2 separate regions of the Mus musculus genome follow, and region 2 is linked to region 1. Evidence: chromatin loops called from intact Hi-C (ENCODE). Cell type or tissue: left cerebral cortex. All regions are shown on one strand. Each heading gives the region's core, and the rest is flanking DNA. Links, peaks and the distances in the headings are about the cores only.

What was found. Peaks named below come from ENCODE experiments on the same cell type or tissue, not always from the same donor. Only the 100,000 strongest peaks of a DNase experiment are listed, where the experiment ranks them.
Region 2: a loop joins it to region 1, with 6 times the contacts of the local background. A loop is called at or near these places in 24 of 42 quality-filtered maps.

Annotation. Positions count from the first base shown.
Region 1 is chr4:133,586,799-133,599,239 of GRCm38, reverse strand. Gpn2 (GPN-loop GTPase 2) reads right to left here. Exons shown (of 5, transcript NM_133884.2): 3 at 10,580-10,740; 4 at 9,343-9,473; 5 at 7,505-7,914. The coding sequence ends at 7,842. It overlaps Gm42324 (a long non-coding RNA gene), which reads left to right and starts at 3,233. Exons shown (of 2, transcript XR_881487.1): 1 at 3,233-3,661; 2 at 3,909-4,301. In left cerebral cortex, for the core only: a CTCF peak has its summit at 6,470 (motif pointing left); DNase peaks (open chromatin) are centred at 2,936, 3,515 and 6,469.
Region 2 is chr4:133,644,511-133,656,951 of GRCm38, reverse strand. It overlaps the pseudogene Gm13213. Among named protein-coding and RNA genes, the nearest start is that of Zdhhc18, 17 kb to the right of the region's middle. In left cerebral cortex, for the core only: CTCF peaks have their summits at 6,480 (motif pointing right), 6,708 (motif pointing right) and 7,432 (motif pointing left); a DNase peak (open chromatin) is centred at 6,728; H3K4me3 peaks cover 504 bases; H3K27ac peaks cover 186 bases.

The sequences.
Region 1 (12,441 bases), core at 1,526-9,525:
TAAAAATAAAAAACAAAGTGATTAAGTAAACGAAGGACAAGACTGGGTGGGAGTTGGGAGTGAAACCTTCAAAATGTTACTAATTCCAACCAGTGTCAATCCATCTGGGATTTATCTAGTATTTCTGAACCCAAATCCGAATAAGCAAGCCTCAGGCTCAGTCACTGTCAAAGTTGACCTGGGTGCTCACCTAAGAAGGCTGCCTAGCTTGGCAGCAAGAGAACTTTCTGGAAGGATTAAGGGAACTCAGGTCAAATTTACTGGGTTCTCCAGAGTCCACGTTTGGCCACACCCATAGTACTCTGCTCTTGTTACCGCCCATAATTCTTCAGAGAAGTTACTGGGCCTCTTTGGAGCATTCAGGGTCCTGTTTTTTCACTTCCTGGTGATGTGTTGGGTTTCAAGGTTCCAAAGTCACACAAGAGTCTGGACTAGGGCAGGCAACTCCCCTCAGCTCAGGAGGTGACCCGGTTTCTTTCCACTAGACTGGTCTGGTGACTTTCTCTTAATGGGGTAGGTCCTGGGAAAGGAACTTCTGTGTCTCTCAGCCAGCGTCTGCCTGCTGTGTGTTGGCTCCAGACCATGTATGAGAGGATGGGAGCTGTCCTAAGGTACTGTGCTGGCCTTAAGGGTAATCAAGGGGAGAGGCCCTCAGCGGCAGGTCATGAAGCCGGCTGTGTATTAGCACCGGATCACAGCTGGCTAAGGCTGTAGGTTTGTACCAAAGTGGTCTCAGACCTTTTGGTCTACGAGGTGGTTAAAAAAAATTATGGGGTGGAGAGCTGGCTTGGCAGTTAAAGCACTGGCTGAGTTTGGTTCCCAGCACCCACACAGTAGCCAACTTCTGTCTGCAACTCCAGTCCAGGGGGATCTGATGCCCTTTACTGACCTTCATGGACACCAGTGTATTACCCAGGTGGTACACAGGCACAGATGGAGATAAACCACCCATTCACATCAAAATCAATTTTAAAAAGTTTTAAATTATGGCCATTTTTTCTTGGTCTAGATTTGATATTTAAAATCAAGCTGGAGGTGGTGGTGTCTGCCTTTCCAGGATATCCAGGACAACGAAAACAAACAAACAGACGATCCCTGTTTTGAAAACAAAAAAACAAAACAAATCTTTCAGTCTAGCTGGGCTTGGTTCACATACAGGAGGTCAAGGTTGATCTCTGTGTGTTCAAAGCCAGCCTGGTCTATGTAGTGAACTCACCAGGACCTTTTTCCAACCAGGCTGCCAGCTAGCTCAGTAGTTAAGTACTTGCCTCTCTTCCAGGGTCGTGGCCTCATATCATACCCTCAGGTTCACTGTAATTCCAGCTCTAGGGGAACTTTTGGGATCTGTGGGCAACACACACACACACATACACACAAATAATTATTTAAAATCTTCATGTCCACTAATGGGTACAATGTCTTTGGAGGTAATGAAGTGTTCTAGTTTTAAGTAGTATGGATATTTAAATTGCTTTGTGGTAATCATAGAACTTGACCACTGTAAAGGGGTGAATTTTAGGAAAAGTCAATTATATTTCAGGTTTATTTTTTAAGTTTTTTTTTTTTTAATTTTACATGCATTGGTGTTTTGCCTGCATATCTTGTCTGTCTGTGTGAGGGAATCAGATCCCCTGAAACTGGAGTTGCAGACAATTGTGAGACACATGTGGGTTCTGGAAGTTGAACCTATGTCCTCTGGTAGGCTTTGGAGCCATCTCTCCAGCCCCTCCATCTTGGTTTTTACTGTCTGTCTTAGGGCTGTGTAGCTCAGTGGTAGAGAGCTTGCCCACCATGCACTAATCCCTAAGTTCAAAACAGAACACCAGAAAACAAGATATTTGAGCCAGGAACTGTAGCGCCAACCAATGGTCCCAAGTGTCTGGGAATGTGAGGTCAGGTGAGGCAAGTTGTTGAGGCATAGTCTCAGAATAAAATATAAGGGCTAGGGAGATGTCTAAGTAGGACAGGAGCTTGGATCCCCAGAAACCAGTGTGAATGTTGAGTGGACACAGTGGCCTGCTGTAATTCCAGCACAGGAAGGCAATGGTGGGGCTTCCCAAGAGCAAGCTCTGAATGTGATCAAGAGCCTTCAGTCAAGGGCATGTGGGGATGCGGTATATGCACAAACACACATATATCACACACAAATTGTTTTTAAAAAAGGAAAACTAAAAATTTAAAGGATGGTTGAGGTTAGTGGTAGGGAAAGGGAGAGAGAAAGGGGGAGGAGGGAGAGGAGGGAGTGGGAGAGAACTCTCAGGGACTTCCCTAATTCCCGGCTTTGTCCTGTGTGCCTTCCTTTCTTAAGGTGACTTCAGCAGTGTCTATGGAAGAATTGAGAACTTTTTTTTCCCAGCTGAGCATGGTGACAATGGCCTTTAATTCCAGCACTAGCAAGTTAGAAGTGGGGGCATCAAAAATTTCAAAGTTGTCCTCAGCTACAGAGGCCAGCCTGGGCTACATTAATAATAATTATAATTATTAGTACTAGTATTTGAGTGGCATGGGGAAAATTGCAATCTAAAATTATTAGAAAGCATAACTACTATTTTCTATGTTTTAGCTTTTTGGGTTTTTTTTGTTGTTGTTGTTGTTGTTTTGTTTTTGTTTTTTCAAGACAGGGTTTCTCTGTGTAGCCCTGGCTGTCCTTGAACTCACTTTGTAGACCAGGCTGGCCTTGAACTCAGAAATCCGTCTGCCTCTGCCTCCCAAGTGCTGGGATTAAAGGCGTGCGCCACCACACCTGGCTTTTTTTTTTTTTTTTTTTTTTTTTTTGGTTTTTCAAGACAGGGTTTCTCTGTGTAGGCCAGGCTGGCCTTGAACTCAGAAATCCGCCTGCCTCTGCCTCCCAAGTGCCACCATGCCCGGCTCACCAGCTATTTTCAAACCTTTCAGATGCTACCTCCAGGCAGGACCCAGGTGGCTAGGGTTTCCTGTTTTCACACACTGTAGCTAAAATAGCCACGCATATGTCTGTCTGTTTTGTGTGCTAGGGTTTCGTGAAGCATGCGTTATGTTGTGCTAAACTGCTTCTGCTCTGGACTTCCTAGAAATTAACAGACAAACAATCAAAAAACCCAAATGCCAAACCAAACCAAAAAAAAAAAAAAAAAAATCGGGGGTTGGGGATTTAGCTCAGTGGTAAAGTGCTTGCCTAGCAAGCCCAAGGCGCCCTGGGTTCGGTCCTCAGCTCCGGAAAAAAGAAAAAAAAAAACCAAAAAAAAAAAAAATCCCTTTACTCTCTCTAGTTGCTATAGGTCTCCTTCAGCAGAAAGGAGCCATCCCTCTCAGTGTCCTGTTAGAGCGTACCAGTGATCACAGACCACGCTGAGGTCTCCTCAACCTACTTCCCTTTGTTCCTGCTCTTCACCTGGTTCACGGGGCCCACACCACCCCCCACCTCTGCTCTGTGTGGGGTGGGGAGGGCAGGTTTCTGCAAAGTACAGCTCCCTTCCACAAGCCCCCCTCGCTCCACCTACCCACTGAGTCAGGAGCCAGGAATGTCTGTGGGGGCAGCAGACAAGTATGCCACCCTGGGGGTGTCCCGGGCTGATTCATCTCTCCTTTCCACCCAATCTTCTCCTTACAGGGCTAGGAAATTGAAGTCTGTCTGGAGATAAGAGAGCAACCCTGGACTCTGGGAAGAGGAGTTCTTAAACCTGTGAGTAGGGAAAGTGGTTAGGGCGCCGCTCTCCTGTGCAGAGCTGCCGAGAAGAGGAGTAGGGGTGCGATGGGAAGAAGGAAGACATGTTCTCCCCATCCCGCCGCCCTCTTCCCCCCACCCCCGCCTCCGCCCCAGAGCAAAGCTGACCTGTGATCTCTATCTGACCTTAGAGACTTGCAGGTCAACGTGGAAGACTGGGGAAAAAAGCTTCCATTTGCATTTCTGCTATGTTTGTGACCCACAGAGCCGTGTGAACACTGGAGGACCGAGATATTGGAAGAGCGGCTCCATCCAGAGGCTCTAAACAAAGACCCCAGCACCCACAGTAAAAGCCTGTGAGCTGTCATCCCAGGGCTGTGGGCAGAGAGGAGGTCCTTGGAGCTTGCTGGTTAGTCAGCAGAATCAGTGTACCCCTGGACAGTGAGAGACCCTGTTTTGACGGCTGGCAAGATGGGTTAATGGCCAAAGGCACCTGCTGCCGAGCCTGACCACCTGAGTCCCATCACTGTGACTCCACCGGGTGGAGAAAGCTGACTTCTGTTAAGTTGGCCTCTGGCCTCCACCTTTGCTAAGTGCTCGTGTGCATGCATGGGCAAGCACGTGAAGGCACACACACACACACACACACACACACACACACACACACACACACACACACACACACACAAATGTAACTAAAATGCTTGTAAAGTTACAAAGGATAGAGATAGAGAGCTCAGGGGTTAAGAGTACCCAGTGGTCTTGCAGAGGACCTGGGTTCAATTCTCTGCACCTAAAGTACCTTACAGTGATCTGTAACGAGTTCCAGGGGATCTGATGCCCTCTTCTGGCTTCTCCAGATACCTGTGTATCTGTATATATACCATACAGCCATACAGACACACACATACAATAAATATTGTTTTCCAAGACAAGGTTTCTCTGTGTAGCCCTGGCTGTCTTGGAACTGGCTGTCTACACCAGGCTGGCCTCACAGAGATCCATCTGCCTCTGTCTCCCAAGTGCTGCCTCTGTCTCATGAGTGCTGAGATTAATGTTTTTTTTGTTTTTGTTTTTGTTTTTGTTTTTGTTTTTGTTTTGACAGATCTCATCATGTTGCCATCCGGTTTAGAACTAGCTATGTAGGGGCCAGGCTGGCCTTGAACAAAGAAATGCCTGCCTCTGCTTGCTTGCTTGCTTTCTTTCTTTCTTTCTTTCTTTCTTTCTTTCTTTCTTTCTTTCTTTCTTTCTTTCTTTCTTTTTAGATTTATTTATTTTATATATGCAAGTACACTGTCACTATCTTCAGACACACCAGAAATGGGCATCAGATCCCATTACAGATGGTTGTGAGCCACCATGTGGTTGCTGGGAACTGAACTCAGGACCTCTGGAAGAGCAATCAGTGCTCTTAACCACTGAGCCATCTCTCCAGCCCCCTGCCTCTGCTTTCTTTCTTTTTGTTTTTGTTTTTGTTTTTTTTTTTGTTTGTTTGTTTTGTTTTTTTGAGACAGGGTTTCCTCTGTGTAGCCCTGGCTGTCCTGGAACTCACTCTGTAGACCAGGCTGGCTTCGAAATCAGAAATCTGCCTGCCTCTGCCTCCCAAGTGCTGGGATTAAAGGCGTGCACCACCACTGCCCGGCTCATCACCACAGTCTTAAGTACACAGACCAGGAAGTCCTTTTGCTATCAGAAATTACACGAGTGTTTGTATGTTGAGACAGACGAGATGTAGCCCAGACCAGCCTGGAACTTGCTAATACAAAAGCTGACCCCCCAACTCCAGTGTCTGGGATTACAGATGGGCACCACCGAGCCTGGTTGTGAACCATATTCACCAAAGGAAAAAATGCTTGCTGCCACACCAAGGTCTCAAAATAAGCTGTAACCTGCTCCATACCTCCACTGTGGCCGCAGTGAATGTATGCTGAGGGGTACAGCTGAGCTGTGACGCTGTAAGTGATGCCGTCAGTCCCTGCATGTGGTTTTCTCTGGTGAGTCTGATGGGTAAGCATCAAAACCCACGGCCACAGCTACTGATGCTATTCAAACCCAGAAGCTGCCTTCCTCCCTAGACGAGGCATTTCCCAGCAGCCTGGGTGGCGGGATTCCTGGGCCCCAGGCCCCACAGTTGACTCACCACCTCGGGTTGTGGCTCCTGCTCTCAGTTTCCCTGGATTGCTCTGTGGGTACTCTCCCCCCACTGTGCAGGGCATTAATAAGGGTGAGGCACTTTGAACTCCTCAGATGAAAGAGGCTGGGGAAACAGCACCCCATTATTATCCCTCCGAAGCCAGGCGTGGGAGCGAAGCTGGCTGCCCCCTCCTGCTCTCAGCTATGGCTGCCCACACTGGGAAGCCAACACGAGCCACTTCAGGGCAGACTTTATGAAGAAGCTGCGTTCTCCCTCTGCCCGCAGCACAGAAACCCACCACCGATTCAACTCCATCGGTACTTGGAACCACGTACAGATGCCTCAGTGTTCCCTCTTGATTGACCGCAGCTCCCACAGCATGGTGGCTGGAACTTTTCATCAGTATGTATACCAAAGAGGGGCCACTCCAGAGTTACTTGGCAAAGTGAGCCACGAGGGAACCAGTCTCCGGACATTCCCTAGCTTGTTTCTCTCTGGATCGCTGTAAGAGACGTGTGAGGATTCTGTATTTGCAGGTTCTGTGTAAAATGCCGAGCCCTGCACACATGTAGCTGCGTGCAATTGGTCTATAGATAAAGTCAGAAAAGTCTCTGGCACCAGTGCCCCTTGGCCATCAGGCCCTTCCTGTCAGGTTCTATGGGGAAAACTAAGTCTACAGTGCCACCTACTGGCTGGAAACGCAAACTGCAGCCCTCCCACCCCCCAAACAGCACAAACAGCAAAGAGAAACATTCCCGTTCCCAGACAACAGTCCTAGCATACCTTAAATAACTCACTTTGCACAGATCGTTAGACAAGGGCTTCTACAGCCCAGGCTTGTCTGAAACTCACTATTTAGCCAAGGCTGGCCTTCAACTCCCAATCCTACTGCCTCCACGTCCTGTGCTGGGATTAGAGGCATTCACCCCCACACAGAATGGACTGTCTGAAGGACTCTTTTGCCTGTCTTTGGAAGTGCTGGGAGTTGACTCTGGCACCTTGTGTGTGCTAGCCACTACTAGCTATGTCTCCAGCCCAAGTTATGTTAATTTTTCAAACTTTGACTAGTATTTGAGAAAAGCAGAATAAAACCATGAGCCATGCAGTGGTGGCGCACGCCTTTAATCCCAGCACTTGGGAGGCAGAGACAGATTTCTGAGTTCAGTAGAGTGAGTTCCAGGACAGTCAGGGCTACACAGAGAAACCCTGTCTCGAAAAAACAAAACAAACAAACAAGGGGCTGGAGAGATGGCTCAATAGTTAAGAGCACTGACTGCTCTTCCAAAGGTCCTGAGTTCAGTTCTCAGCAACCACATGGTGGCTCACAACCATCTGAAATGGGATCTGATGCCCTCTTCTGGTGTGTCTGAAGACAGCGACAGTGTACTCACATAGATAAAATAAATAAAATCTTTTTTAAAAAAGCACTGAAGAACAACTAAATCACGACAAGAGTCCAGTGCATAGCTGTAATCTGCCTAGCCAAGGCTGTGAGCCCAGGCTGTGAGCCCAGGCTGTGAAACACTGACCTGAAGAAACAAGAGCGTCAGGCAAGAGCATCTGTCACCATGTCCCTGACCCGAGTTCAACCTCAGAACTCAGGGAAGAACCAGCTCCAAGTTACCCTCTGACCTCCATACACAGGCCCCCCAGCCCACACACGCGTGTGCGCGCGCGCATACACACACACATGCTTGAGCAACACAGACACACACTAAAAAAACGTTATTTAAAAACATTAATTAAATTAAATTTAATTAAAACGTTAATTAAAGACATTTCTTTGTTCTCCAAATCCCTGGGTCCAGAGGGTTGAAGAAAGGTTTAAGGTCACAAAAAAATAGAGACTCATCTCCTATCGTAGCATGCCCATCCACTGCAGCCCATGTAGAGCCAGTCCTCCTGGGGCTTGAGCTTGTCGGCACCACAAAGGGTGCTATGCGTGGCTTCTTCTCTAGAAGTCCTTTGCAGGGATGGAGGTTTCCTCCCAGCCTCTGCTCTGGCTGGACGTGGTTTTTGGGTCCGTACCTCGCTGAGGTGTCCCCGGCTCTCCAGGCCCATGTGTCACAGCTGCATGGCTTCCTGCTCTGCGGTCTGCTCCGAGGGTGCTAAGTACTTCTCCTGGATGCCCAGAGTGCTGAGGGGAGGTTAAGGCTTAGACACGGCAGAAGATGGGGGGACTGGCCTGGGCAGGAGCTGCCCTCTTCTCAAGACCACCACCCACACACATCTCTTCTGCCCCACCCCCCACAGGTGGGTATGAGCCGCCCATTGCAGCCCTCCCTTGGGGCTCCAGTTTCTTCCCCACAAAGGACCAGGGAGCACTGGCCCTCCAGTTGGTGTGGCAGATGCTCAAGAGCCAGGCCAGGGTGTCCAAATCCTGTCCCCATCACTCCCTTTTTCTCTTCTGCAAGATCACAAGTAGACAGAGTCCCTCCCCGACCCCTGACAGCTGGCACACAGGTGCTCAGTACCTATTGTCATCTCATTCTTTCTACCAAGGCAAAGGCTCTAGTCTTCTTGGGCCATAGGGTCTTTTCCCTTCCAGACAGGACACAGATGGGACACTGCTAACACTGGTGACACACGAGCCCTCGCCTTGGCAGTCCCACGAGGGACCTCGTGTTCTACTGCCACTATTCCAGACACGTGTCCTCAAGGGCCTGACACAGATATCTAAATTCCCACCTCCGGCAACCTGGGCAAATGCTCTGTCTCCAAGACAAGCGACCTAAAGGGCAAGCCTTTCCTTCAGCCTCTCCGACAGCCTCTGACCCAAGGAACACGCAAACTGGTCAAATCCCAACCCCAAAGGCCCAGCTGCTCTGGTTTCCAGTGGTGCCCTCTGCCAGCTTGTCCCTTCTATAGGGTAGACCTGTCTCTTCTCCACTCCCTGACAGCTCTGTCACTAACTGTTTTAATAACCTCTTCCATATTTTTCAACCAATACTCCTTTCCCTATTCTCCTTTGTCATTTTTTGAGACAGGCTCTTACTTTGTAGCCCAGGCTAGCCTCAAGCTTTTGGTGATCTTCCTGTTTCTCAACTGCTGGTTTACAGGCACGAAACCTCACACCCAGCTCCATTTCGTGCCCCCCCACCACACACACCTTATCTAGCAAGACTCTTAAGAACTCTGCTACTCCTAATTACACCCACCAAGTGCATTTGCCACATTTACAGGGTGGTTCCTAAAATGTGCAGTAGCTCTCAGAAACCCAGGGAGGAAGATCAAGATTGAGGCTAGCCTGCACTACACAGGCCGATGTAGGCCAGCTAAGGCTAGAGAGACCCTGTCTCAAAACACTAAACTAAATAAATCCTTACCCTTGCACTAATGGCAGAAGGCGTGGGTTCTATCCTGGGCTACACCCCATCCTGGGCTACACCCCAGTGATCCACTGCCAGCCACGCCCCCTCCCTCCAGCACCTCTTCTTCCTTTAAATGTAATACAGAAAGCAAACTGAAGTCCTTGCATTTCTCCCACAGCCCAACGCCATTTCCTTTCCAGGCTTCTGCGTCTGGGGCCCTTCCATTCGTCCTTTCCCATGGTCCCTAAGGATACGAGGAGAAGTGAAAATCAGCTCCCATTGCAGCGGACATCATGGCTTCCAGGCTTCGCTGCTCTTGAACCCCAAAACAGTAGCCATTAGCTTTATCCACAGCCTGTAAGACTCGCTGGATGCTGTCCTTGTCCTGAGCAGAGCAGAGAAGAGAACTCAGTGAGTGAGTCAGCTGTGGAGAGCTGAGACCACAGCTAACTGGCCTCGTCTAACTCCTAGGACACATACGAACTTTCCTTGGCCCAGGACAGCCCTCCATTCCTCAGGGGCCTGGCTAGGCGGACAACTGCCCAGATTAGATTAGAAGGTCAGGTCCCCTGTGCAGTCCCTGCCTAGGGCCTTCTCCTGTGGGAGCCTCCCTACCATCCTAGAAAACTGTCTCACTCTTCTCTTCCTGGGCCAGAAGTCAGTGAAGATCAGCGTCCCCCCAGTGTCTGGACAGAACTACTGACAGTGAGCATACCGGCGTCATTTGTCCTCTAACGGTTTCCTCGTGCACAGACGACAGTCAGAACAGTCCATATATCTCAATGAAACATACAGCCCAACATAATGCGCTCAGCCCTCGGCACAGTGCTGGCCGGGAAGGCACCCGGCAGTGAGGGCTGCATGCACACTCTTGTCACACCGCAGGAGCCAAGTGTGCTGTCAGAGCAGTGTCCTCCACCTTCCTAACACTTCAACCTTCAATCCAGTCCCTCAGGCTGTGCTGACCGCCAGCCATAAAATTATTTTCTTGCTACTTCATAACTGTAATGTCGCTACTGTTATGAACCATAATGTAAAAAAAAAAAATGTAAAATGGAAGGTATCTGTTATGTGACCCTCAAAAGGGTCACAACCTCCAAGGTGAGAATCACTGAGTTAGAGGGGAAGCTGGCTCAGGTCTCCACTGCAGGAAGGAATCTAAGACCACAGTGTCTCCTGGGTTACCTCCACTTTAAAAGGATGAGAGACACAGAGGCCACAGGCCACTCTGCAAACTCAACACAGCCACTCAGCTAAACGGACCCCTTGGTCGTGGGTCACCTGTTGGTGACTCTCTGGACTCACTTATGCTCATTCACACATGGGAGGAAACACAAGCAGAGGCCTGGTGGCTCCGAATCAGCAGGACTGAATGAAGTCTGCTCCTGGGCCTGAAAGCAAGTCAAGGACAGACCCAGGACCTCAAATCTCTCTATGCCCGTGGCATGTCAGAGCTGCAGCACAGGGAAGAGCTCTCTCACTGGCCACTACCTGGATGTTCAGGGGGATGAAGGAGACCAGGCTGTAGTCTTCCACCAGCTGCACCAGCTTCTCATTGAGCTGTCGGTAGCGCCGGAAGAAAGGGTCAGACGCCAGGTGCTCAAGCAGGTAGGAAAGGTCCAGGACCTCCGTGTAGTAGTCCAGGTTGAAGGCTGAGGAGAGATGGAGTCAGATGCTGCTGACACTAGGCGGGAGGCCTCAGGGCTGCAGCAGCGGAGGGTGTAGCTCAGTGATAGACATGTTTAGCATTTGCAAGGCCCTGGGTTCCGTTCCTAACACCCTAAGGGGGATTAAAAACCACAACCAGGGCTGGGGATTGACTTCAGTGGTAAAGCCCTGGGTTCAGTCCTCAGCGCTTGGGGGTGAGGGTGGGGGTCATACCCAGTTGACTTTTGAACAAAGCAGGCAGTGGAGTGCTAGCCTGGCTACATGCGGTGCTGGACTACGGCACTATGAGAGAAGAGAGACCCAAAGTCTGGGGCTGTGTCTTCTTTGTCTCTTTGTCGTTATTTCGCTGAGACAGCGTTTCACACCTCCGCTCTGGCTAGTCTGCCACCGTGTGAGCTGCCCAGGCTGGCTCTCACAGCTCCTGTGTGCTGAGGGTAAGGGCACAGCTGCACGCTGACTCCTGATCCCCCATTATTCACATTCACTAAGACACCTGCTGCTGCCGTGAACCGCAGTGAACTGATGTAACTAAGAAGAGAAATGCTGAAGGGCACTGTTGGCTCAGGCCTTTAGTCCCAGCACCTGGGAAGCAGAAGCAAGCAGATCTCTTAAATTTGAAGCCAGCTGGGACTACAAAGCAAGTTCCAGGGCAGTCAGGGGCTACACAGAGAAACCCTGTCTCAAAACAAACAAGAACAAAAAACCCAATGGCACAGGCTGGTAATCCCAGGTATATAAGCAGCCAAGTCAGCAGGGTTGAAAGTTCAAGGCTGGGCTGGTGAGATGGCTCAGTGGTTAAGAGCACCCAACTGCTCTTCCAAAGGTCCCGAGTTCAAATCCCAGCAACCACATGGTGGCTCACAACCATCCGTAATGAGATCTGACGCCCTCTTCTGGAGTGTCTGAAGACAGCTACAGTGTACTTACATATGATAAATAAATAAGTCTTTAAAAAAAAAAAAAGAAAGAAAGTTCAAGGCTACCCTGGACTACATAGTAAATTTAAGGTCAGTCTAGGCGATTTAGTGAGACCCTAATTAAAATGAGTGTCCGAGACTGCCCACGCACACTGACAACTGGAGCCATTCCTGAGGCCAATCTCTAGGACAAGAGAAGGAGAAAATCGGCTCCACACAAGCACGTGTCCCCCACAAATGAACACATTTAATTCAAATGGGCAGCCTGAGAGGTTAAGGGCGCTTGCCACCCTTCAGAGGACCTGAGTTCAGGCCCCAGTATCTCCATGGTGGCTGACAACTAACTGCCTGTACTGCAGCTTCAGGGAGACCAGCTTCCTTTTTTGGCCTCTGTGTATCACATAACAAGCTGGCTTTGAAAGCAATCCTCCTGCCTTCCTCTCCCACGTGCTGGGATTAGAGACATGCACCACCACACCTTTTGGGACTGTTGTGAGGACTACAGCTTGTAAACCCATCATCTTGCCTTGTACACAGAAACAGTCAGTCAATGGTTGTCCACACCAGTGTCAAACAGGTACTGAGAACTATGCTTAGTCCCTGCTTCCTGAAGCTTGGTCAGAGCCCAGGGCCTTAGCACACACACTGGAAGGACTTAGGAAACGCTGGTCAAACTGAATCGCTCTTCAGTCCAGCAGCAAGGCCTCCTGGGTAAGGCACCTTCCCTTCCTGGGCCAGTTCCTTAGAGCAGGACCAGAGCAGATGCTC
Region 2 (12,441 bases), core at 2,719-10,718, 57 kb before region 1:
ATTTTTGTACCTGGGGTTCCCTTCCTAGACCCTGGGGACAGTTCTTTGGGTCACTGAGGAATGACTGCACTGAACATAGATAGGAATAACATAGTCTTACAGAATAATTGTAAAAATTAAATTTTGACACATGACAAATTTAGGAAAACGCTAACAAAAGAATAGCTGGGTTTTGGAGTGTATTGTGCCGTCGGCACTTCACGTGCTGGGACAGTGGACTCTCAGAGGCTAGGATGAGTGGAGAGGCATCCGCACAGTGTTTACTGCAGTGGTGTTGGGATGGGAGAGATGAGAAAGAAGGCACTGTGGGGCTTTGGGCAAATGGCTGGCCCTCTCTAGACCTGCCTTCTCATCTGCATGTGGAGCTCACTCAGGCGTAGCTGCTCCTCAAGGCCCCTCAGGGAAGGGAGGAGCACTCACAAGCCTTCTTGGGAGGGGCAGTGCAGGGTCCTTCCCTCCCTGGGGATATGTAAGCCATTAATGCTTACTGGAGGCATCGGGGACCTGCCCACACTCCTGTTGGCTGACTAATTAAACTGATGGGTTCACCAAGCTCAGGTCTTTGGTTTGCTGCAGGTGCTATGTCTTCCTTAGGTAGGCAGACAGACGTGTGTGCTCATACCTCCCTGGGGAAAGCTAACGTAACAGGCTGTAAGGACGTGGCAGCTTGGGCCCCACAGAGTCATCATGAGAGCAAAAGAGTGCAGTGGAGAGCACACAGTGACAACATCATTGCCATTAAATGACAAATAACATTCCCGGAAGGGGGAGAAGAAAGGAAGAAGAGCTGCAGAGATAACTCATTCTATAAATATGCTTGCCCGCAGGGCTGGAGAGATGGCTCAGTGGTTAAGAGCACTGACTGCTCTTCCAGAGGTCCTGAGTTTAAATCCCAGCAACCACATGGTGGCTCACAACCATCTGTAATGGGGTCTGATGCCCTCTTCTGGTGCATCTGAAGGCAGCTACAGTGTACTCATGTACATAAAATAAATATTCTTTTAAAACGCTTGCTAATAAGTATATGAGTACTCAAGTTTGATGGCCAGAACCTTTATATAAAAGGTTGGGCTTAGTGGTGCTTTGTGCTTGTAACTACAGTACACACAAGCAGGAACAAATCCTGCGGAGGGGCTCCCTGGCCAGATGACCTAGCTGTGAGGGTTTGAATGAGAATGGCTCCCTTAGGCTCATGTGTTGGGATTCGCGGTTTCCAGTTGGTAAAACTCTTTGGGAAGAATCAGGAGGTATGGGCAGGCCTTGAGGCTTCCAAAGACTATTACATCCCTACTGCAGGCTCCTCCTTCCCCACTCTCACATCAAGTGTATGAGCTCTCAGGAGGTCTGCCTTTGCTCCACCATCATGGACTCTTAACTCCTCGAAACTTCAAGTCCAGTGTTTAACACTTTAGTTTATAAATTGCCTTGGGGGCTGGTGAGATGGCTCAGTGGGTAAGAGCACCCGACTACTCTTCCGAAGGTCCGAAGTTCAAATCCCAGCAACCACATGGTGGCTCACAACCATCCGTAACGAGATCTGACGCCCTCTTCTGGAGTGTCTGAAGACAGCTACAGTGTACTTACATATAATAAATAAATAAAAAAATAAAAAATAAAAAAAAATAAATTGCCTTGGTCATAGTATTTTGTCACAGCAAGAGAAAAAAATAAGGCACAGAGTTGAACACACAAGCCTCATTTCCTCATGGGAAACCTTGTTTCAAAAAGCAGATATCAGGCTGGAGAGAGGGCCCAGCAGTTAAGAGCACTGACTGCTTTTCCAGAGATCCTGAGTTCAATTCCCAGCAACCACATGGTGGCTCACAACCATCCGTAATGAGATCTGGCTCCCTCTTCTGGAGTGTCTGAAGACAGCTACAGTGTACTTACATATAATAAATAAATAAATAAATAAATAAATAAATAAATAAAAATAAAAGATTAAAAAAAAAAGATATACCAGAAGAGGGCATCAGATCCCATTATAGATGATTGTGAGCCACCATGTGGTTGCTGGGATTTGAACTCCTGACCTTCTGAAGAGCAGTCAGGTGCTCTTACCCACTGAGCCATCTCACCAGCCCGTGGTATGTCTTAAGACAGCTACACTGTACTCATATAAATAAGTAAATCTTAAAAAGAAAGAAAGAAAGAAGAAGGAAGGAAAGGAAGGAAGGAAGGAAGGAAGAAAGAAAGAAAGAAAGAAAGAAAGAAAGAAAGGAAAAGAGGAGAAGAGAAAAGAAAAGAAAAAAAAAGAAAAAAGAAAAGAAAAGAAAAGAAAAGAAAAGAAAAGAAAAGAAAAGAAAAGAAAAGAAGAGGAAGAAAAGTCAACCAGAAGAAAGAAAGGTCAACCAGGCAGTGGTGGCGCATACCTTTAGTCTCAGCACTTGGGAAGCAGAGAGGCAGGGCTAGGCAGAGAAACCCTGTCTTGAAAAACAAGACTTTCTATGTAGCCAGGGACGACCTTGAATTCGTGAATCCCCTGCCTCCAGCTTTCGAGTATCGGGACATGTGTGTCTCCTTGGAGGTGGCTCCTTCCTTCTTATTCTTGTTTTAAAACCTTTATTAATTATTTTATGCATATGGGGTCTTGCCCGATAAAAGTCTGTGTACCATGTGTGTGCAGTACCAGAGGAGACCAGAGGTGGGTGTGGTAGCTCTAGTGGCTAACTACTATGATCCTAGCAGAGAGGCAGAAGCAAGCAGATCTCTGTGAGTTCGGGGGCCAGCCTGGTCTACATACTGAGTTCTAGACCAGACAAGGCTACAAAGTAAGATCCTGTCTTTTTTTTTTTTTTGGTTTTTTTTGAGACAGGGTTTCTCTGTTTCTCTGTATAGCCCTGGCTGTCCTGGAACTCACTTTGTAGACCAGGCTGGCCTCGAACTCAGAAATCCACCTGCCTCTGCCTCCCAAGTGCTGGGATTAAAGATGTGCGCCACCACGCCCGGCTGTAAGATCCTGTCTCTTTAAAAAGGACTTTATAGGGTGGGGGAATGGGTTGGGGGGGGGGACTTTTGGGATAGCATTGGAAATGTAAATGAAATAAATACCTAATTTAACAAAATTTTTAAAAAGGACTTTATAAATGAACCACTGAATTTTTGGAAAGTGTTTTGGGGTGGCAAGCTTACCCGCACCTTCATTCCTTTATTTTTTTTTTTTCCTTAAAGATTTATTTATTTTATGTATGTGAGTACACTGTACACCAGGAGAGGGTATCAGGTCTCATTACAGATGGTTGTGAGCCACCATGTGGTGGCTGGGAATTGAACTCTGGACTTCAGGAAGAGCAGTCAGTGCCCTTAACCACCGAGTCATCTCTCTAGCCCTTTACCTTTATTCCTTGTTTTTTGTTTGTTTTTTTCGAGACAGGGTTTCTCTGTGTAGTCCTGGCTGTCCTGGAACTCGCTTTGTAGACAGGCTGGCCTCAAACTCAGAAATCCACCTGCCTCTGTGTCCTGAGTGCCAGGATTAAAGGTGTGTGTCACCACCGCCTAGCTTACCTTCATTCCTAATACCTGAATTCAGTATCCTTTCCTCTCTTTTCTTTCCCTCTTCCTCCTCCTCCTCTTCCCCTTTTTCTTTCTTCTTGGGGATTGAACCCAAAATCTTTTGTAAGAAAAAAATTATTGGGGGTGGGTGGGGTGGCTTCTTGAGTGAAGGCACTGGCTTCCTGACTGGAAGACCTGAGTTCAACCCCTGGTGGTACCCACGGAAGGGACAACTGACCTCCACACATGTGCCATGGCACCCCCCCCCCCCCGCAAGATGAAATAACAGGTCTTGAGGCTTTTTGGTTTTGCCTTGAAGTGCTCACTGCGGCCTAGCATGGGAGCACATACTTTAATCCCAGCGCTTGGGAGGCAGAGGCAGTTTGAAGACAGTCTGATCTACAGAGTGAGAATTCGAGGAGAGCCAAAGGTACACAGAAAAACTGTCACAAAACCCTGGGGTGTGGGGAGTCCTCATTGTGGAGCCCAGGCTAGCCTGGCACTTGTCATTCGATTTTAGCCTCCTGAGCGCTAGGATTAGAGGGTGCCAGCCTTGCCTCTAATCACGCTCACTAAACATACGTTCCTGCTCCACCCCTGCCAGCTCCTCCACAGCTTTTCTTTCCCTTTGTAGCACTGGAACCATTTGATTTCTTGTGTTTGTGTGCGCATGCACTGCGCACCTTCATGTGGAGGCCGCCAGGGCCAACCTTTTTTTATTTCAGGTGGGAGTCATGAAGCTTGTGAGTCTCTTCTAGGCAGAGATGCTAATCACACAGGAGGAATAGAAAAGGGTTATCCCATCTGAGGATATGAGGATGCCTTCTCTCTCTCTCTCTCTCTCTCTCTCTCTCTCTCTCTCTCTCTCTCTCTCTCTCTCTCTCTCATTCTCTCCTCTTTCTCCCCCCCCCACCCCCTGCCTGACTCCTATATGCACACACACACAGAGAGAGAGAGAGAGAGAGAGAGAGAGAGAGAGAGAGAGAGAGAGAGAGAGAGAAGGGTTTCTAGGAATTGACTCTCTCCTAATACCAGTAGATCCCAGAGATCAAAAGCAGGTCATGAGGTTAGTGGCAAAAAGCATCTTTCACCCCACCGAGCCATCTCCCTGACCCAGAAGTTTCTGTCTCCCTTACATTGTAGTCGAGTGCAGGTTTGGGAACAGGGGCCTGTCCTTGTCAGGACCTAGGGAAGCCATTCCTTGTTTTGTGACTGACTTAGCCCTGCCCTGGCTTCCCAGGCTCCTTGCTTGCTGAGCATTGAAAGGTCAGCCCAGCCCAGAGGACCTTCCACTGAGCAGGACTGTCAGTCAGGAGGCCACCCTTACAGCAAGAGAAGGAAAGGGGGTGATCATAAATAATTTCGTCGTTTAACCATGTTCCAAATATTGCACAGGACATGACTTATGCTGAGAAATTCTTGGTTGTTTATCTGAAATTCAAATCCTGCACTTTTCCTAGCTAAACCTGGCAGTCCCTACGAGGAAGTGAAGCTTGGCCCAGCGCTCAGGAAGATGGAGTCTCGGATCTTTGTATGTCAGTGTCTCTCTGAGCCAAATACCTGTTTTTCCCTACAGAATACATTTACCTCAAGTCCCATGTAAACCTGGTACTAAGCACAGAGTCCCGCAATCAGCTTCAGGGGCAGTTACTGCTGGCATTGACGCATTAAACAAATCCTCTCCTCTTCACGGACGGGCGTACTCAGTGTCCATGGTGGGGAGGAAGAAAGGGTAAAGTGGGGTCAGACTGCCAATCAGAAAAGGGAAGCAGGGAAAGCTGGGGCTTCTGGTCAAAAGCTTGTTAATCTTCACTGCTCAGGCAAAGCAAGACTGCCCCAGGGACTGGGGACAGGACTGGACTCGGGGACAGCTCCTGATTGGACCCTGATTTCCCTATTGGAAGGAGTCCTTGGCCCGTTGTCTGTTTTGGCTCCCTCCCCCCCACCTTCCTGAACACGGACTTCTGTAAGTTGTGCCTTGACGACTCTCCTCCTTGGCAAATGTCCAGTTTTCGCCAATAGCTCCCTATATGAGGGTCTACTGTTAATTTTAGGGTTCAGCCAGCTGGAGGCTGGGTGGGGTTGGGGGCTAAAATTTGCTTTTGAGGACTGACAGTGGCCATGTACAGCCAAGCCTAAGGCCTTGAGTTCAGTCCCAGGAATCCATGGGGCGAAAGAAGAAGAAAGCCAAGCCCTGGGGGCTGGAGAGATGGCTCAGCAGGTAAGAGCACCAACTGCTTTTCCGAAGGTCCTGAGTTCAAATCCCAGCAACCATATGGTGGCTCACAGCCATCCATAAGGAGATCTGATGCCCTCTTCTGGAGTGTCTGCAGACAGCTACAGTGTACTTACATATAATAAATAAAAACAACAACAACAAAACAAAAAACAAGCCCTGTAAATTGTCCTTCAACTGCCACATGGGCACAGATGGGAAGGGACACATATGGAGACACACAATAAATAATTAAATGTAATTTTATTTTTTCTTTATTTATTTTTCTTTCTTTTTTATTTTTTGGTTTTACCGAGACAGGGTTTCTCTGTATAGCCCTGGCTGTCCTAGAACTCACTTTGTAGACCAGGCTGGCTTCGAACTCAGAAATCTGCCTGCCTCTGCCTCCCGGGTGCTGGGATTAAATGCATGTGCCACCACACCCAGCTCCTAAATGTAATTTAAAAACAGGATTTATGTATTTATTTTATGTATGTGAGTACACACCAGAAGAGGACATCAGATTCCATTACAGGTAGTTGTGAGCCACCATGTGGTTGCTGGGAATTGAACTCAGGACCTCTGGAAGAGCAGTCGGTGCTCTTAACTGCTGAGCCATCTCTCTAGCCCCATTAAATGTACTTTTGAATTGCAAATATAATCTTTTACATTTTAATTATATGAGAATTTTGCCTGCATGTGCACCATATACATGCAAGTGCCCAGAATGGCCAGAAGAGGGCGTCAATCCCCTGGAACTGGAGTTATAGACAGCTGTAGTAAGCCACCTTGTAGGTGTTAGGAATTAAACCTCTGCCCTCTGGAAAAAAAAAACAACTGTCCAGCTCCATATACATATTACAAATACCTCTCTTCTGCTAATTACTATGTTTTTTGTTTGTTTAGCTCTGTGCTCCAAAATATTTTTGGAGATAGATACTGGAGCACTGCACAGAAAAATTGTGTAACTGGTGCCAGCAGCCTCTGTGTTAGGCTGTGCCAGTAAAGGCCACGAGAGGGCAATAGTGAGGCCAGAGGAAGAAGGGAGGCGTTGGCTCCTTCAACTGGCTTCCTGTTCCTGTGAGGGTCCTAATACTCCTCTCCTGTAGCTGCAGGTCCTTCCTGCCCTTGCTGTGGAATGAACTTTGGACATGTGTTTCCCCAGCAACAGTCACAGAAACAGCTCCATAGCATCCCACACGGAGACAGCAGCATCTAGCTAGTCTGCGTCCCTGTCCCCGGCAAGTACAGAGACAGCCGGCAAGAACACTAGATGTTTCCAGTGTCCGAAGGGCTCTGTCCAGCCCCTCCAGATGTCACAGGTTCAGTAACTCCAAACTCTTGGGTTTACTCTCTGATCTAGACAGTATAGATGCGTCTTGCTTGTTCATGTCCTTTTAATTGGGTGGGGGGAGCGTATTCATTTTCTTTTATCTACATATGAATCTTTTGCCTGCATATAAACCAGGCTAGCCTCAAACTCAGAGATCCACCTTATTTATGACTCCCGAGTGCTGGGATTAAAAGTGTGCGTCAGCCGGGCAGTGGTGGTGCATGCCTTTCATCCCAGCGCTTGGGAGGAAGAGGCAGGTGGATTTCTGAGTTCTCTCTGCTGGAGAGATGGCTCAGTGGTTAAGAGCACTGACTGCTCTTCCAGAGGTCCTGAGTTCAATTCCTAGCAACCACATGGTGGCTCACAACCATCTGTAATGGGATCTGATGCCCTCTTCTGGTGTGTCTGAGGACAACTAGAGTGTACTCATGTACATAGAATAAATATATAATTCTTTTTAAAAAAACTGTTTACACAAGCAGGAAAGAAATTGTAATTAAATTTATTTATTTGTGTGTGTGTGTGCCACTGAAGGGCACATGGTGGGTGACTTGGGTCTGTCCTGCTATCATATGGGCCTTGGGCATCAATTTTGGGCTCAAGTGCTTTCATGTGCCAAGCTATCTCACTGGCTCTGATGAAAACATTTTTAATAAGTTCATAGCCTAAGTATAGAGCATCAGTTCTCAACCTATGATCGGGTCATGACCCTTTTACAAGGGCTACATATCAGATATCCAGCATGTCAGATATTTACATTATGATTCATAACAGTAGCAAAATTATAGTTGTGAAGTAGCAAAAAATAATGTAATGGTTGGGGTCACCACAACATGAGGAACTGTATTAAAGACATTAGGAAGGTTGAGAACCATTCATCTAGAATGTTCATAAAACCTCTAGGGCTATCTAGAAGGGTCCTGGCCCTTGACACCTCTCAAGGTTCATTCTCTAATTCACCTAGAGTGACTCTCGGTCCTCATGGTAATTTGATAGATATGGCCCCATAGACTCATGTGTTTGAATGCTTGGCCCATAGGGAGTGGCACTATTAGGAGGTGTGGCCTTGTTGGGGCTGTGGGGGCTTCCTTTGAGATCTCCTATGCTCAAGGTATGCCAGTGTGAGATACAATGTCCCCCTGCTGCCTGCTGACAGATGGAGAAGTCTCAGCTATTTCTCCAGCACCACGTCTGCCTGGATGCTGCCATGCTTCTCACCATGATGATAATGGACTAAACTTCTGAGATTGTAAGCTACCCCCGTTAAATGTTGCCCTTTATAAGTGTTGCCTTGTCCATGGTGTCTCTTCATAGCAATAAGACCCTAACTAAGACAACCCTATAGGCTGTCACGCATGCACTATTCATGGTAGGCACCAGCAGCCCATCTGGCCTTGAGCACACCATCCTGCTTTAGCCTAAGTCCTGGGGATATAGGCACACACTACTATGTCTAGCTTGCTCTTGCCACGCCCCCCCCCTCACCACCACCACAAGATATAGTCTCTGTGGGTGGTGGCACAAACCTTTGATCCCAGCACACTAGAGGTAAAGACAAGTGGATCTCTGTGAGTTTGAATGAGCCTGGTCTACAGAGTGAGTTCCAGGATGAACAAAGCTATTGAGAGAAACTCTGTCTCAAAACAACCAACCAGGACTGGAGACATGACTCAGCGGTTAAGAGCACTGACTGCTCTTCCAAAGGTCCTAAGTTCAAATCCCAGTAACCACATGGTGGCTCACAACTATCCATTACCAGATCTGACACCCTCTTCTGGTATGTCTGAAGACAGCTACAGTGTACTTAGATATACTAATAAATAAATCTTTGGGCTGGAGAGATGGCTCAGTGGTTAAGAGTGCTGACTGCTCTTCCAAAGGTCCTGAGTTCAAATCCCAGCAACCACATGGTGGCTCACATCCATCTGTAACGAAATCTGATGCTCTCTTCTGGAATGTCTAAAGACACACTACAGTATACTTACATATAATAAATAAATAATTAAAAAAAATCTTTAAGCGGGAGTGAGCAGAGGTCCTGAATTCAAATTCCCAGCAACCACATGAAGGCTCACAACCATCATTAGAGCTACAGTGTACTCATATACAATAAATAAATAAATAAATAAATAAATAAATAAATAAATAAATAAAAAGTCTTAAAAAAAAAAAGCTGGGGGCGGTGGTGGCACATGCCTTTAATCCCCACACTTGGGAGGCAGAGGCAGGTAGATTTCTAGGTTCGAGGCCAGCCTGGTCTACAGAATGAGTTCCAGGACAGCCAGGGCTCTACAGAGAAACCCTGTCTTAAAAAATCAAAACCAAACCAAACCAAAATAATGACCAAACAAAAGGCTATGGGCCCATGTTAACTCAGGCTGGCCCCAAGCTTGCTCTGTAGCTAAAGCCTCCCCTGAGATCCTGCTCCTCTGGAGGAGCCTCTATGCCTTCACTGCATGCTTTCTCTGTCTAATTATGCTAAATACACAAATAGCATCATGTGACGTTTGCCTGTAGCATTCAGTACAGTAACAAGCTATCGAGGTTTGGGGGCCTAGGAGCATGACGCTATGCAGTATAGCTTAGGCATGTGTCTTGGGGTTTTACTGCTGTGAACAGACACCAATGCCAAAGTAACTCTTATGAGGACAACATTTAATTAGGGTTGGCTTACAGGTTCAAAGGTTCAGTCCATTATCATGGAGGCAGGGAGCATGGCAGCATCCAGGCAGGCATGGTGCAGGAGGACCTGAGGTTCCAGCTCTTTTTCTGCAGTCAAACAGAAGACTGGCTTCCAGGCAGCTAGGAAAAGGGTCTTAAAGCCTGCACCCACAGTGGCACACCTACTCCAAGGCTACACCCGCAAATAGTGCCACTTCCTGGGCCAAATATATTCAAATCACCACAGCACATATTTAGTTGTCTCACTTAAGGTTTTCAACTTATTCTTATTTTGTGCACATGAGTATTTTGTCTGCATGAATGTCTGCAGACCCTGCTGTGAGACACTGTGTGGGTATTGGAAAAATGATTCTGGGTCCTCTGGAAGAGCAGCCAGTGTCCTCAAACTCTTTTTTTAAGGTTTATTTATTCTATACGAGTGCACTGTAGCTGTCTCCATACACACCAGAAAGAGCATTGGATTACAGATGGTTGTGAGCCACCATGTGGTTGCTGGGAATTGAACTCAGGACCTCTGAAAGAGCAGTCAGTGCTCTTAACCTCTGAGCCATCTCTCCAGCCTCCTCATTTAACTTTTGTCAGTATACTAGATGCTTACTAATTTCTAAGAACGGGTTCCCATAGTTACATAATCAATGACTACATTTAACAGCTAGTCTAGAGCTAGAGAGCTGGCCCTGAGCTTAAGAGAGAACACTGGCTGCTTTTATGGAGGACCAAAGATTGACTCCACCATCCACATGATAGCTCATAACCATCCGTAATTCCAGACTCAGGGCCTCTGACTCTCTGTTGTGGCCTCTTCACAGATGGTACACAGACCCGCATGCAGACAAAGGACGGGCACATATCACCCCCACAGACATGAATGCAGGCAAAATGCACATACAAAATCCTGATCTAGGTCATTTGACTCTGACCTGTAGAGAAAGGTCTGTATGTTAGAAAAAACCAAGAGGATTCCCCCCATAACACCACGATGAAAATAGCAAGCCAGAAGTACACTACATTCCAGATGTTACAGACTGAATTGTGTCTCCCACTAATCCATATGTTAAATCCAAACCCTTCCATGTGTGTCTGGAGGTAGGACCTTGAAGGAGGTGATTATTGTTAAATTAGGTTATAAGGCGGGCACTTAATACAATGGTTCTGAGATCCTCATGGGGGAGAGGGGGAGAGGGGGAGGCAGCTGGCATGTGTGTACAGGTCTTGTGGAGACACAGCCAGAGAGACCCGCACCAGAAAGCAGCTCTGTGGCACCTCGGTCTTGAAGTCCGGACCCTGAGAACTAAGGGAGGATCCGTACGCGTTCAAGCCACACCCCCCACGACTCCCGCCCCTGTGGCGCTATAGTTCCTGTGCTGCAGGCTAGGTGAGCTGCAGAGTTGAGACTTGAGGTGATGGCGCCGAATGCATCTGTATTTAACCCGCGTGTTTGGTCTGAGGATGAGGCGGCAGCTGGATCGCGGAGATGACTGTGAACTGCCGTGAATTGAACGAAGCAGTGACTCCGGTTACAGCTGCTGTTGGTTCTGGGTGCCGCGACACCCTTGCTGTCTGAGAGCCAGCTACTGACTGGCGAAGGATTATTTTCCTCTATCAATTATAGGCAATGCCAGGAGTGCTTTGCTTTTTACCTTGAAGACCATGAGCAGGGCCCAAAGCTCACCTTAGTACTCAGAGCCCCATCAAGTCCTTGGGTTTCTGTCTTGTCATTAGGCTGGACAGATGGCTCAGCAGTTCAGAGTACTTGCTGCTCTTGCAGAGAACCCAGGTTTGACTTCCAGCACCCACATTGTGACTGTTTGTGATTCCAATTCAATGGACTCTGGTGCCCTCTTCTGGCTCCCTTAGGTATCAGACACACACATGGCGTATAGACACACACGTGGGCAAAACACTCATACAACACATTGAATTAAAATATACATCTGAGCCAGGTGTGGTGGTGCGCACCTTTAACCCCAGCATTTGGGAGGTAGAGGCAGGTTGATTTCTATGAGTTTGAGGCCAGCTTCAAACTGCAAAGCAAGTTCTAGGACAGCCAGGGCTACAAAGAGAAATCCTGTCTCAAACAAACAAACAAACAGTAAAATGCTATAGAAATCCCCCCCCCCTTTTTTTTTACAGCTCTGGCTGTCCTGGAACTAGCTCTCTATAGACCAGGCTAGCCCTGAACTCACAGAAATCTGCCTACCTCTGCCTCCCCAAGTACTGGGATTAAAGGCATGTGCCACATCTAGCCAGTAACCTTTCCTTTTTTAATGTGCCAAATTCTCACATAGACCAGGCTAGCCTCAAAATAGAGGCCCCTGCCTCAGCCTCCCAAGCAGCACTGTGATTGTAGGACTTGGCAGCTACATCTGCCCCTTCTCTTTGCTTCTGTCTTCCTCCGTGCTGAGGATTGAATCTAGGTCCTTAGCATGCACTCTACTTCTGAGCTATACCCCTACCCCCTAACCCTCAGGACTCTGGACCTAGATCTTACACATATCACTATGCAGGTGACATTTTGCTGAGTCTGACAAAATGGAAAATGTGGGTATTTCAGATGCAAAATAAAAGGGTTAGAAATAACCGGGCATGGTGCACACACCTTTAATTCCAGCACTTGGGAGGCAGAGGCAGGTGAATTTCTGAGTTCAACGCCAGCCTGGTCTACAGAGTGAGTTCCAGGACAACCAGGGCTATTGAATGTAGCCATTGAAAGCCTAAG